Linked DNA regions of Homo sapiens: region 1 is linked to region 2. A link is an interaction called in ENCODE POLR2A ChIA-PET data of the cell type or tissue named here. Cell type or tissue: PC-9. All regions are shown on one strand. Each heading gives the region's core, and the rest is flanking DNA. Links, peaks and the distances in the headings are about the cores only. Region 1 overlaps LARP4 (La ribonucleoprotein 4). Region 2 overlaps LIMA1 (LIM domain and actin binding 1).

Region 1 (5,381 bases), core at 272-5,271, 270 kb after region 2:
TGGCTGGGTGCGGTGGCTCACACCTGTAATCCCAACACTTTGGGAGGCCGTGGTGGGAGGATCATCTCAGGTCAGGAGTTCAAGACCAGCCTGGCCAACATGGTGAAACCCTGTCTCTATGAAAAAATACAAAAATTAGCTGGGCATGGTGGCAGGCGCCTGTAATCCCAGCTACTTGGGAGCCTGAGGTAGGAGAATCACTTGAACCCAGGAGGCAGAGGTTGCAGTGAGCCAAGGTTGCACCACTGCATTCCAGCCTGGGTGACAGAGCGCGACTCTGTCTCAAAATATAAATAAACTATAGGGGTGAGGTTATATATTGCCAACTTGCCTAATTAAACAATAGTATGGTTCTGGTTTGAAGGGATCACTACTAACAAATGGGCTCATCTTACTTTATGGTGTGGTAGTAGGTAAAGTTTTTAGTAAATTGGCTCAAGATCCCTCAGAATAATATATTATCTTTTAGTAATAGAGAAAACTAGCCCCAAATGTAGAAAGATGTTTAAATTGAAATGTATACAGCTGGCCAGGCATGGTGGCTCACGCCTGTAATCCCAGCACTTTGGGAGGTGGGGCAGGCGGATCATGAGGTCAGGAGATCGAGACCATCCTGGCCAACATGGTGAAACCCTGTCTGTACTACAAATACCAAAATTAGCTGGGTGTGGCAACACGTGCCTGTAATTCCAGCTACTCAGCAGGCTGAGGCAGGAGAATTGCTTGAACCCGGGAGGCAGTTCGTAGTGAGCCGAGATCGCGCCACTGCACTCCAGCCTGGCGACAGAGCGAGACTCCATCTCAAAAAAAAAAAAAATGTGTACGGCTTTGATAGAATGTATATATCTGAAGAAACTTATGACTTGTCCCTCCACCCCACCCCACCCCCACCTTTTTCTTATTAAAAGGAGAACTCTCTTCAGAGGTCGAAGACGACGAGAAGATGACAGGATCTCAGTAAGTTTTTTAAAACTTTTATTCAGACTTTTTTCTCTTCTGTGATTTACTATGGCATTGACTTTCGGTCTTTCCTTTCTGGGTTTTTGTTTTATTGATTGTAGTCTTCAGCAAAGGTAAATAGAGCCTAAATTTAACCCTGAAATTTTTACCACCACCACCCATATACCCACCCTCTAGCACACATGTAGTAAGGAGCTTCGCTTGTGTTGCTTGCTTAAAAAAATTATTTGAAGATCTAATGTATTCACATGATTTTTAAATAAAAACACGAAGTCTTTCTAACTTTCCTTACCTTTTCTTTCTTCTTTCTTTTCCAAGACACAGGATATTACTGTTTCCCAGGGCACTGGAATTACAGGCCTGAGCCACTGTGCTTGGTACAAGATTAAGGACTTCTAGGGAGAGGCAGAGGAGGAACGGGTCTTGCTCTGTCACCCAGGCTGAAGTGCAGTGGTACAATCATGGCTCACTGCAGCCTTCACATCCCAGGCTTAAGTGATCCTCCTCTCGAGTCGGGGTCTTGCGGGCCAGGCACCGTGGCTCGTGCCTGTCATCTCAGCTCTTTGGGAGGCTTAGTCAGTGGATCACTTGAGGCTACAGGCCCCATGCAAGTGCAAAACCAAGCAGAACGGTCAGGACATCTTCAAAGCTCCAAAATACTCACCTTTGGCCAGGCATGGCGACTCAAGTCTGTAATGTCAGCTCTTTGTGAGGCTGAGATGTACGGATCACTTGAGCTCAGGAGTTGGATACCAGCCTGGGCAAGGTGATGAAACCCCATCTCTCCAAAAAAAAAAAAAAAAAAAAAAAAAAAATTAGCCAGGCACCATGGTGCACGCCTGTTGTCCCAGCTACTTGGGAGGCTGAGGCAGGCTGATCCCTTGAGCCCAGAAGGTGGAGTGCAGATTGTGCCACTGCACTCCAGCCTGAGCAACAGAGTGAGACTCTGTCTCAAAAATAATAAACAAAATAATCTCCTTTGACTCCATGTCCCACACCTAGGGTACACTGATGCAAGGGTTGGGCTCCCAAGGCCTTAGGCAGCTCCACCCCTTTGGCTTTGCAGGGATCAACCCTGGAGGCTGCTCTCATGGGCCCATGTTGAATGCCTGTGGCTTTTCTATGCCTGTTCTGGAGTCTGGAGGACGGTGGCCCTCTTCTGCCACTATGCAGTGCCCTAGTGGAGGCTTGATGTGAGGGCTCCAGCCCCGTATTTCCCCTCTGCACTGCCCTAGTAGAAGTTTTCCATGAGATCTGTGCCCCTGGAGCAGGTTTCTGTCTGGACTTATACCAGGCTGGTATAAGTTTCTTTCAGAGGATGCCATACATCCTCTGAAATTGAGTCAGAGGCTCCAAAGCCAGTCTAGGAAGTTCGTCATCTCTATCTTCTTTTGAGCCTTCCAGACTCTTCCACCCTCTACCTGTTACCCAGTTCCAGTGTTGCTTCCACATTTTCAGTTATCTTTATAGCAGTGCTCCACTCCTCAGTACCAATTTTCGTTAAGCCGTTCTCACATTGCTGTAAAGAAATACTTGAGACTGGATAATTCATAAAGAAAAGAGGTTTAATTGGCTAACAGTTCTGCAGGCTGTACAGGAAGCATGATGCAGGCATCTGCCCAGCTTCTGGGGAGGCCTTGGGAAACTTACAATCATGGCTGAAGGCAAATGGGGACCACACAGTTTATACATGGCAGAAGTAGGAGAGAAGAAACCCATTTTCAAAGAAGAAAATATGTTCCATTATAACTTAGAATTGTTTTTAGGGTATACTAAATCTTTTAAATGCTTTTGTTACCCAGGCTAGAGTGCAAATGGCACAATCTCAGCTCACTGCAACCTCTGACTCCCGGGTTCAAGCAGTTCTCCTGCCTCAGCCTCCCGAGTAGCTGGGTCTACAGTCACCTGCCACCACGTCTGGCTAATTTTTTGTATTTTTAGTAGAGACGGAGTTTCACCATGTTGGCCAGGCTGGTCTCGAACTCCTGACCTCAGGTGAGCCACCTGCCTTGGCCTCCCAGAGTGCTGGGATTACAGGCGTGAGCCATCGTGCCTGACCAACAATTCTTTTTTTGAGACAGAGTTTCGCTCTTGTTGTCCACGTTGGAGTGCAGTGGCGTGATCTCGGCTCACTGCAACCTCTGCCTCCTGGGTTCAAGTGATTCTCTTGCCTCAGTCTCCCAAGTAGCTGGAATTACAGGCGCTCGCCACCGTGCCTGGCTAATTTTTGTATTATAGTAGAGACAGGGTTTCACCATGTTGGCCAGGCTGGTCTCAAACTCTTGACCTCAGGTGATCCACCTGCCTCGGCCTCCCAAAGTGCTGGGATTATAGGCATGAGCCACTGCACTCAGCCCAACAATTCTTTCTTAGCATTCCATAGTAGCAGTCCACATGACTTCTCAAGTGGCCCTCAACAATTTGGAATAAGAGATTAGGCCCTGCATGGTGGCTCAGGCCAGGCGTGGTGTCTCACGCCTGTAATCCCAGCACTTTGGGAGGCCCCGGTGGGTGCATTGCCTGAGGGTAGGATTTCAAGACCATCCTGGCCAACATGGTGAAACCCCATCTCTACTAAAAATACAAAAATTAGCCGGGTATGGTGGTGGGTGCCTGTAGTCCCAGCTACTCAGGAGGCTGAGGCAGGAGAATCACTTGAACCCAGGAGGCAGAGGTTGCAATGAGCTGAGATCATGCCACTGCACTCCAGCCTGGGCGACAGAGCCAGACTCTGTCTCAAAAAAAAAAAAAAAAAAGAGAGATTAGATTTGGGGTTTATTCAATATGTTGTAAATGTCATGATGGAGGACTAAACATTGGGGTTAAAGAAACAGGCATGACTTCCAGTAGGTAGGTCATGGTAGAGGAGCTCTTTTGCAGGAGGGAGATCTTAGCTGGGAATAAAATTTTGGATTTGTAAGCCTTCACATAGTAATTGGAGTGATAAGCTCATGCAGAGTACTCTCCATAGAGTGGTGAAAGTGGTCTAATATGGAACCTTGGGGAATAAAGCAGCAGTGTTGGGTTGAAAAATGAGATTATTCAGCATGCTGTTTGAAGTATTCAAGCAAAATCTGAATGGACATGGGTAATGGACAAATGTTATCTCGGTTGTAGGCAAAGGCCTAGGCTGAAAATATTTAAAACCTACAATTCAATGATATTTTTGTAAATTTACAGAGATATACCGCCATCACCACCAAAAAGCAAAACAGGTTGTTTTAACAGTTGCTTGCATATAGGTAGTAGTTGAAGCCATGGATAGTGGACATCACTCAAGGAGAATATGAGAAGTAAAGAGTAATAACCAAATGGAAACCATCAAAATTTTAGAAATGGTCAGGGGAAAAAGAGCACATGTCTGTCAAATCTAAAAAACAAAAAAGGTATCACAGAAGCTAAGAGAAAAATGTGTTCCCAAGGAAAGGATGGTTAACACACCAAATGCTATATGTCAGGAAATGAGAGGTCAGGAAAAAGGGTCTGTCAGGTTTTGCATTGTTGAAGGCATTGGTGACACCTAAAATAATTTTAGTGGAGTGATGACAAAGTGGAGGAGATACAAGTAAGAGGTAAGAGGCTTGTCAGAGGATATATAGGGTGTTAGACAGGAGGGAAGCATGAGATTTTTCATATATGTTATATAGAGGAGGGATATTGTTTTCTCTTGAGATAAATAGATGGAGAAAGATGGTGATGGGCGGGCACAGTTGCTTAAGCCTGTAGTCCCAGCACTTTGGGAGGCCAAGGAGAGAGGATCACTTAAGCTCAAGAGTTTGAGACCAGCCTGGGCAACGTAGTGAAACCTTGTCACTACTAAAAAACAAAAAATAAAAATTTAGCCAGGTGTGGTGGCGCGCACAGCTACTCTGGAGGCAAAAAAGGCAGGAGGATTACTTGAGTCCAGGAAGTCAAGGTTGTAGTGAGCTATGATTGTGTCACTGCATTTCAGCCTTGGTGACAAACTAAGACCCTGTCTCAAAAAAAAAAGAGTTGATAGCAAATTTAGGTAAAGTGGGTGTTTTTGTTAAGAAGGCATAGCAAATTATGAAATGAATAGTAAAGACTGGTTAGAAGGCTTAAGGAGTATGGCAAAGTTTACAAAAGAAACAGGTGAGAGAAGTGACTAAAGAAAAGTAGAATTGATAAAGACTGATGAGAGCTCAAGTGAGATGTCAAACCAAGAATTTATGTAGGGATACAGTTCTGTGCATTATAGAGGTTTTGTTTGCTTCTTTTTCTTTTCTTGCACCTTTCAGCTTCTGTGACACAGGATTAGGGAATGAGATAGCCATGTGACCTGTTTTATTATTTGTTCATTTTAGAGACCTCATCCTTCAACAGCTGAATCAAAGGCTCCAACACCAAAGTTTGACTTATTAGCCTCAAATTTTCCACCTTTACCTGGAAGTTCATCAAGA
Region 2 (5,381 bases), core at 180-5,179:
TTCCCGGGTTCAAGTGATTCTCCTGCCTCAGCCTCCCAAGTAGCTGGGACTACAGGCACGCACTACTGCGCCCAGCTAATTTTTGTATTTTTAGAGACAGGGTTTCACCATGTTGGCCAGGCTGGTCTCGAACTCCTGACCTCGTGATCCGCCTGCCTCGGCCCCCCAAAGTGCTGGGATTATAGCTGTGAGTCACCGTGCCTGGCCTCAATTCTTAATATCTAATGTTATACCCTTAGTATAAGTGTTGCTTGAATGTCATTTTTTTTTTTTTTTTTGAGACAAGAGTTTCATGCTTGTTGCCCAGGCTGGAGTGCAATGGCATAATCTCGGTTCACCACAACCTCTGCCTCCCAGGTTCAAGCAATTCTCCTGCCTCGGCTTCCCAAGTAGCTGGGATTACAGGCATGTGCCACCATGCCCGGCTAATTTTTTTTTTTTTTTTTGTACTTTTAGTAGAGATGGGGTTTCTCCATGTTGTTCAGGCTGGTCTTGAACTCCCGACCTCAGGTGATCCGCCCGTCTCAGCCTCCCAAAGTGCTGGGATTACAGGCGTGAGCCACCACACCCGGCCTCATTTTTTTTTTTTTTTTTTTTTTTTTTTTTTTTTTTTCAGAAAATGGGCTGGCCAGCCCCCATTCCAGTGGACACATTCTTTCGTTAAAAATGTTAATGACATTGTTGTAAACAACAGGTCCTAAAAAAAAAAAAAAGTGGGAACAACAGGGCCAGGTGTGTTTGGTGGCTCATACCTGTAATCCCAGCATTTTGGGAGGCCAAGGTGGGGGGATTACTTGAAGCCAAAAGTTCAAAACCAGCTTGGGCAACATAGTGAGACCCCATCCCTATAAAAATGTAAAAAATATATTAGCTGGGTGTGGTGGCATGTGCTTATAGTCCCAGCTACTTGGGAGGATGGTTTGAGCTCAGGAGATAGAGGCTGCAGGGAGCTGTGACCACACCACTGCACTCCAGCCTGGGTGACAAAGTGAGAACCTGTCTCAAAAAAAAAAAAAAAAAAAAAAGCTAACCACAGGTTAAGATCAAGCTCTGCAGATTAGGAAGCCATTATCTTTAAGGTGAAATTGCACATCTCGTCCAATGTGCTGATTTTAGTTGAACAGATTTTTCCTGGCTGGGCACAGTGGCTCATGCCTATAATCCCATCCCAGCACTTTGGGAGGCCGAGGCAGGCAGATCACCCAAGGCCTGGAGATTGAGGCCAGCCTGGGAAACATGGCAAAATCACATCTCTTAAAAAAAAAAAAAAAAAAGCCAGGCATGGTGGCATGTGCGTATAGTTCTAGCTACTCAGGAGGCTGAGACAGGAGGATTGCATTAGCCTGGGAGGTCAAGGCTGCAGTGAGCCGTGATCACACCACCATACTCCAGCCTGAGCAACAGAGCAAGACCCTGTCTCAAAAAAACAAAACAGGCCAGGCGCAGTGGTTCACGCCTGTAATCCCAGCACTTTGGGAGGCCAAGGCAGGCGGATCACGAGGTCAGGAGATTGAGACCATCCCGGCTAACACGGTGAAACCCCGTCTCTACTAAAACTACAAAAAGTTAGCCGGGCGTAGTGGCAGGACACCTGTAGTCCCAGCTACTCGGGAGGCCGAGGTAGGAGAATGGCGTGAACCCGGGAGGCGGAGCTTGCAGTGAGCCAAGATAGCGCCACTGCACTCCAGCCTGGGCGACAGAGCGAGACTCTGTCTCAAAACAAAACAAAAACAAACAAACAAACAAACAAAAACAAGGCCAGGTGTGGTGGCTTACCCAGCACTTTGGGAGGCCAAGGCAGGCAGATCACAAGGTCAGGAGTTTGAGACCAGCCTGGCCAACATGGTGAAACCCTGTCTCTACCAAAAAATACAAAAAAATTAGCCAGGCATGGTGGCGCATGCCTGTAATCCCAGCCACTCAGGAGGCTGAGACAGGAGAATTGCTTGAACATGGGGGGGCGGAGGTTACAGTAAGCCGAGATCATGCCACTGCACTCCAGCCTGGGTGACAGAGCGAGATTCTGTCTCAAAAAAAAAAAAAAGATAATAATAATAAATAAACAAAAACAAAAATAAAAAAACCGACATTATTTTAAAACTTTCATGAGTTTTCCAGAGTTCAAACTGAGAGTCATTAGTGAGCCTTCTCGCTCCCGGGCCAAAGACCTGAGCAGAGGCAGCAAGATTTCCAGGGAAAGCGACTGGCTTCAGTGTGCTCTTCTGTGGCATTATCATCCACAGGAAAGCAAAACCAGGTTATAATCAACATCATCATCATAAAAGGTACAATTAGCTCTACCAGTAGACCAATGTCCAAAGGCTCAGAGAGAAATTGCCATCATACCTTCATTGCTTTGGGAGGAGAACTTTCAGAAAGACTGGAGGCTCTGGAATCTGGACTTAGTGGCTTGGGATGGACAGGCTGTTGAACCTCACTCTTAACCTGGGAGTCACCTGCTTGAGTTACAAAAGGAAGACATTTTACAGTATCTCATGGAATGTCTTGGAAAGTGTTCTTCCGAAAAGCAAAGTTTGGGCACTTTCATTAATGACAGATCCTTCCAACACCAGGAAAAACACTGCTTTTCTGTTGAAGAATATTCGAACACTAACAACTATGGCTCAGGTATTCTCTGGTCCTGTCAGAAATCAGGTTCTCAGTGAGGAGGCTTTCTTACCCTCTGCCACACGTAGCAGAAATCCAAACCACTCTGTATAAAGAACTTTCTTCCTTGTGCCATTTGTCATTTTTAAAGGCCGTTTATAGACTTAGATGTCTTTTTGGTCATTAACATTCCTAATAACTTTTTCTGAAGTGTTTCAACTGAAGTTGGAAAAAGGGGGAGATGTGAGGGCAGAAATTTTGTACTCTGTGTGTGTGTGTGTGTGTGTGTGTGCGCGCGTGCGCGCATTTGTGTATACATGTAACCTGACACTGTTTTTGGTCAGTTCTATAGCAGATACCAATGGATGAAGATTATGGAAAAGGGCTCCATGAAGTTTTTTTCATAATCATTGAAATTCCAACTACATGAGTTACTTTCCTGCCAAAATGAAGAGGTGAGTCAACAAAGTACTAAAATATTAAGGCTTATTTTTCAAAAAAATGTTTCATAAACCTAGTCAAAAACATTTCTCAGAAACATTTCTAGTCCCAGAAAAATGATTGCAAAAAAAGAATGTTTCTGGATTCAAGCAGAAGGAGTTTTTCTCCGAAATTTTAAGGTAGGATTAACTAGAGATCTGTTTAATTCATCATTCTATTTCAGTTGTAGGGTTTTCAGTGTCCAGTAAACTAGCCTGGGGAGATGCTAGAAATCCACATATATATGTTTTTCTTTTTTGTCTTGTGACCTACAAGAAATTTATATATATATAGTATATATATATCATATATGTGTATATATGATATATATACACATATATGATATATATATACATATATATCATATATGTATATATGATATATATATACATGTATATATGATATATATATACATGTATATATATATACATATATATACGTGTGTGTGTGTGTGTGTGTATATATATATATATATTTTTTTTTTTTTTTTTTTTCAGAGTCTCACTCTGTCACCCAGGCTGGAGTGCAGTGGCATGATCTCGGCTCACTGCAACCTCTGCCTCCTGGGCTCAAGTGATCCTCCTGCCTCAGCCTCCCAAGTAGCTGGGACCACAGATGCATGCCACCATGCCCAGCTAAGTTTTGGTACTTTTGGTAGAGACAGGGTTTCACCATGTTGCCCAGGCTGGTCTCCAACTCCTGAGCTCAAGCAAACTGCCTGCCTCAACCTCACGAAGTGCTGGGATTACAGGCATGAGCCATAGCGCCCAGCAAACATATATATACATATATATATATATATATATTTTTTTTGAGATGGATTTTCACTCTGCTGCCCAGGCTGGAGTGCAGTGGCATGATCTCAGCTCACTGCAGCCTCCACCTCCTGGGTTCAAGCAATTCTCCTGTCTCAGCCTCCTGAGTAGCTGGGACTACAGGCACCCACCACCACATCCGGCTAACTTTTTGTGTTTTTAATAGAGATGGGGTTTCACCATGTTGACCAGGCTGGTCTTGAACTCCTGACCTCAGGTGATCCACCCGCCTTGGCCTCCCAAAGTGCTGGGATTACAGGCGTGAGCCACCGTGCCTGGCCAGCAACATATATATATATTTTGTTTTGAGTCGGAGTCTCGCTCTGTAGCCCAGGCTGGAGTGCGATGGTGCGATCTCAGCTCACTGCAACCTCCACCTCCTGGGTTCAAGCAATTCTCCTGCCTCAGTGTCCTGAGTAGCTGGGATTACAGGCGCCCACCACCACGCCTGGCTAATTTTTGTATTTTTAGTAGAGCTTGGGGTTTCACCATATTGGCCAGGCTGGTCTTGAATTCCTGACCTCAAGTGATCCACCCACTTAGGCCTCCCAAAGTGCTGGGATTACAGGTGTGAGCCACTGCGCCTGGCCCAGCAACATATATTTTTAAATGGGCTGGGCACAGTGGCTCACGCCCGTAATCTCAACACTTTGAGAGGCTGCGGTGGTAGGACTGCTTGAGACCAGGAGTTGGAGACCAACCTGGGCAACAAAGTGAGACCTTTTCTCTACAAAAATATTAAAAAATTAGCTGGGTACGGCCAGGCACGGTGGCTCACGCCTGTAATCCTAGCACTTTGTGAGGCCGAGGCGGGTGGATTGCCTGAGCTCAGGAGTTCAAGACCAGCCTGGGCTACATGGTGAAACCCTGTCTCTACTAAAATACAAAAAATTAGCCAGGCATGGTGGTGTGCGCCTGTAATCCCAGCTACTCAGGAAGCTGAGACAGGAGAATCGCTTGAACCTGGGAGGGGGAGGTTACAGTGAGCCGAGATTGCACCACTGCACTCCAACCTGGGTGACAGAGTGAGACTCCCTCAAAGAAAATTAGCTGGGTATGGTGGTGTGTGCCTGTAGTCCTAGCTATTTGGGAGGCTGAGGTGGGAGGACTGCTTGAGCCCAGGAGTTTGAGGCTGCAGTGAGCTATGATCACACCACTGCACTCCAGCCTAGGCAACAGAAAGAGACCCTGTCTCTAAAAAATGAAAATTAAAAGTTATACTGAAAATCAGAATAAAAAGTGGACATAGTCAAGTAAAAAACAAAAAAAAACATTTTTGTCTTTGGGAAAAGGGAGGCTCAAAATGACTCCAAAATAGGATGACAGGTGACAAAATTCACTGTCAGCAGGAAAATCCCTAGAACCTGGCTAGGAGGTTGACTATAATATACATTTAGATAAACAGGGAAAAAATATGTATCTTTAACAGATTATTCAAATACTTATTCACTAAAGAATAGGTATTTATGAATAACATTA

What was found. Peaks named below come from ENCODE experiments on the same cell type or tissue, not always from the same donor. Only the 100,000 strongest peaks of a DNase experiment are listed, where the experiment ranks them.
Region 1: POLR2A ChIA-PET joins it to region 2 with 5 read pairs; 3 of 35 experiments call an interaction of 5 or more read pairs at or near these places.

What each region holds. Positions count from the first base shown.
Region 1 is chr12:50,461,674-50,467,054 of GRCh38, forward strand. LARP4 (La ribonucleoprotein 4) reads left to right here. Exons shown (of 16, transcript NM_052879.5): 12 at 909-957; 13 at 5,286-5,381. Among named protein-coding and RNA genes, the nearest start is that of SNORD133, 7.8 kb to the left of the region's middle. In PC-9, for the core only: no CTCF peak of the experiment used is centred there; no DNase peak of the experiment used is centred there.
Region 2 is chr12:50,190,106-50,195,486 of GRCh38, forward strand. LIMA1 (LIM domain and actin binding 1) reads right to left here. Exons shown (of 11, transcript NM_016357.5): 9 at 2,347-2,456. Among named protein-coding and RNA genes, the nearest start is that of CERS5, 25 kb to the left of the region's middle. In PC-9, for the core only: no CTCF peak of the experiment used is centred there; no DNase peak of the experiment used is centred there; H3K27ac peaks cover 1,072 bases.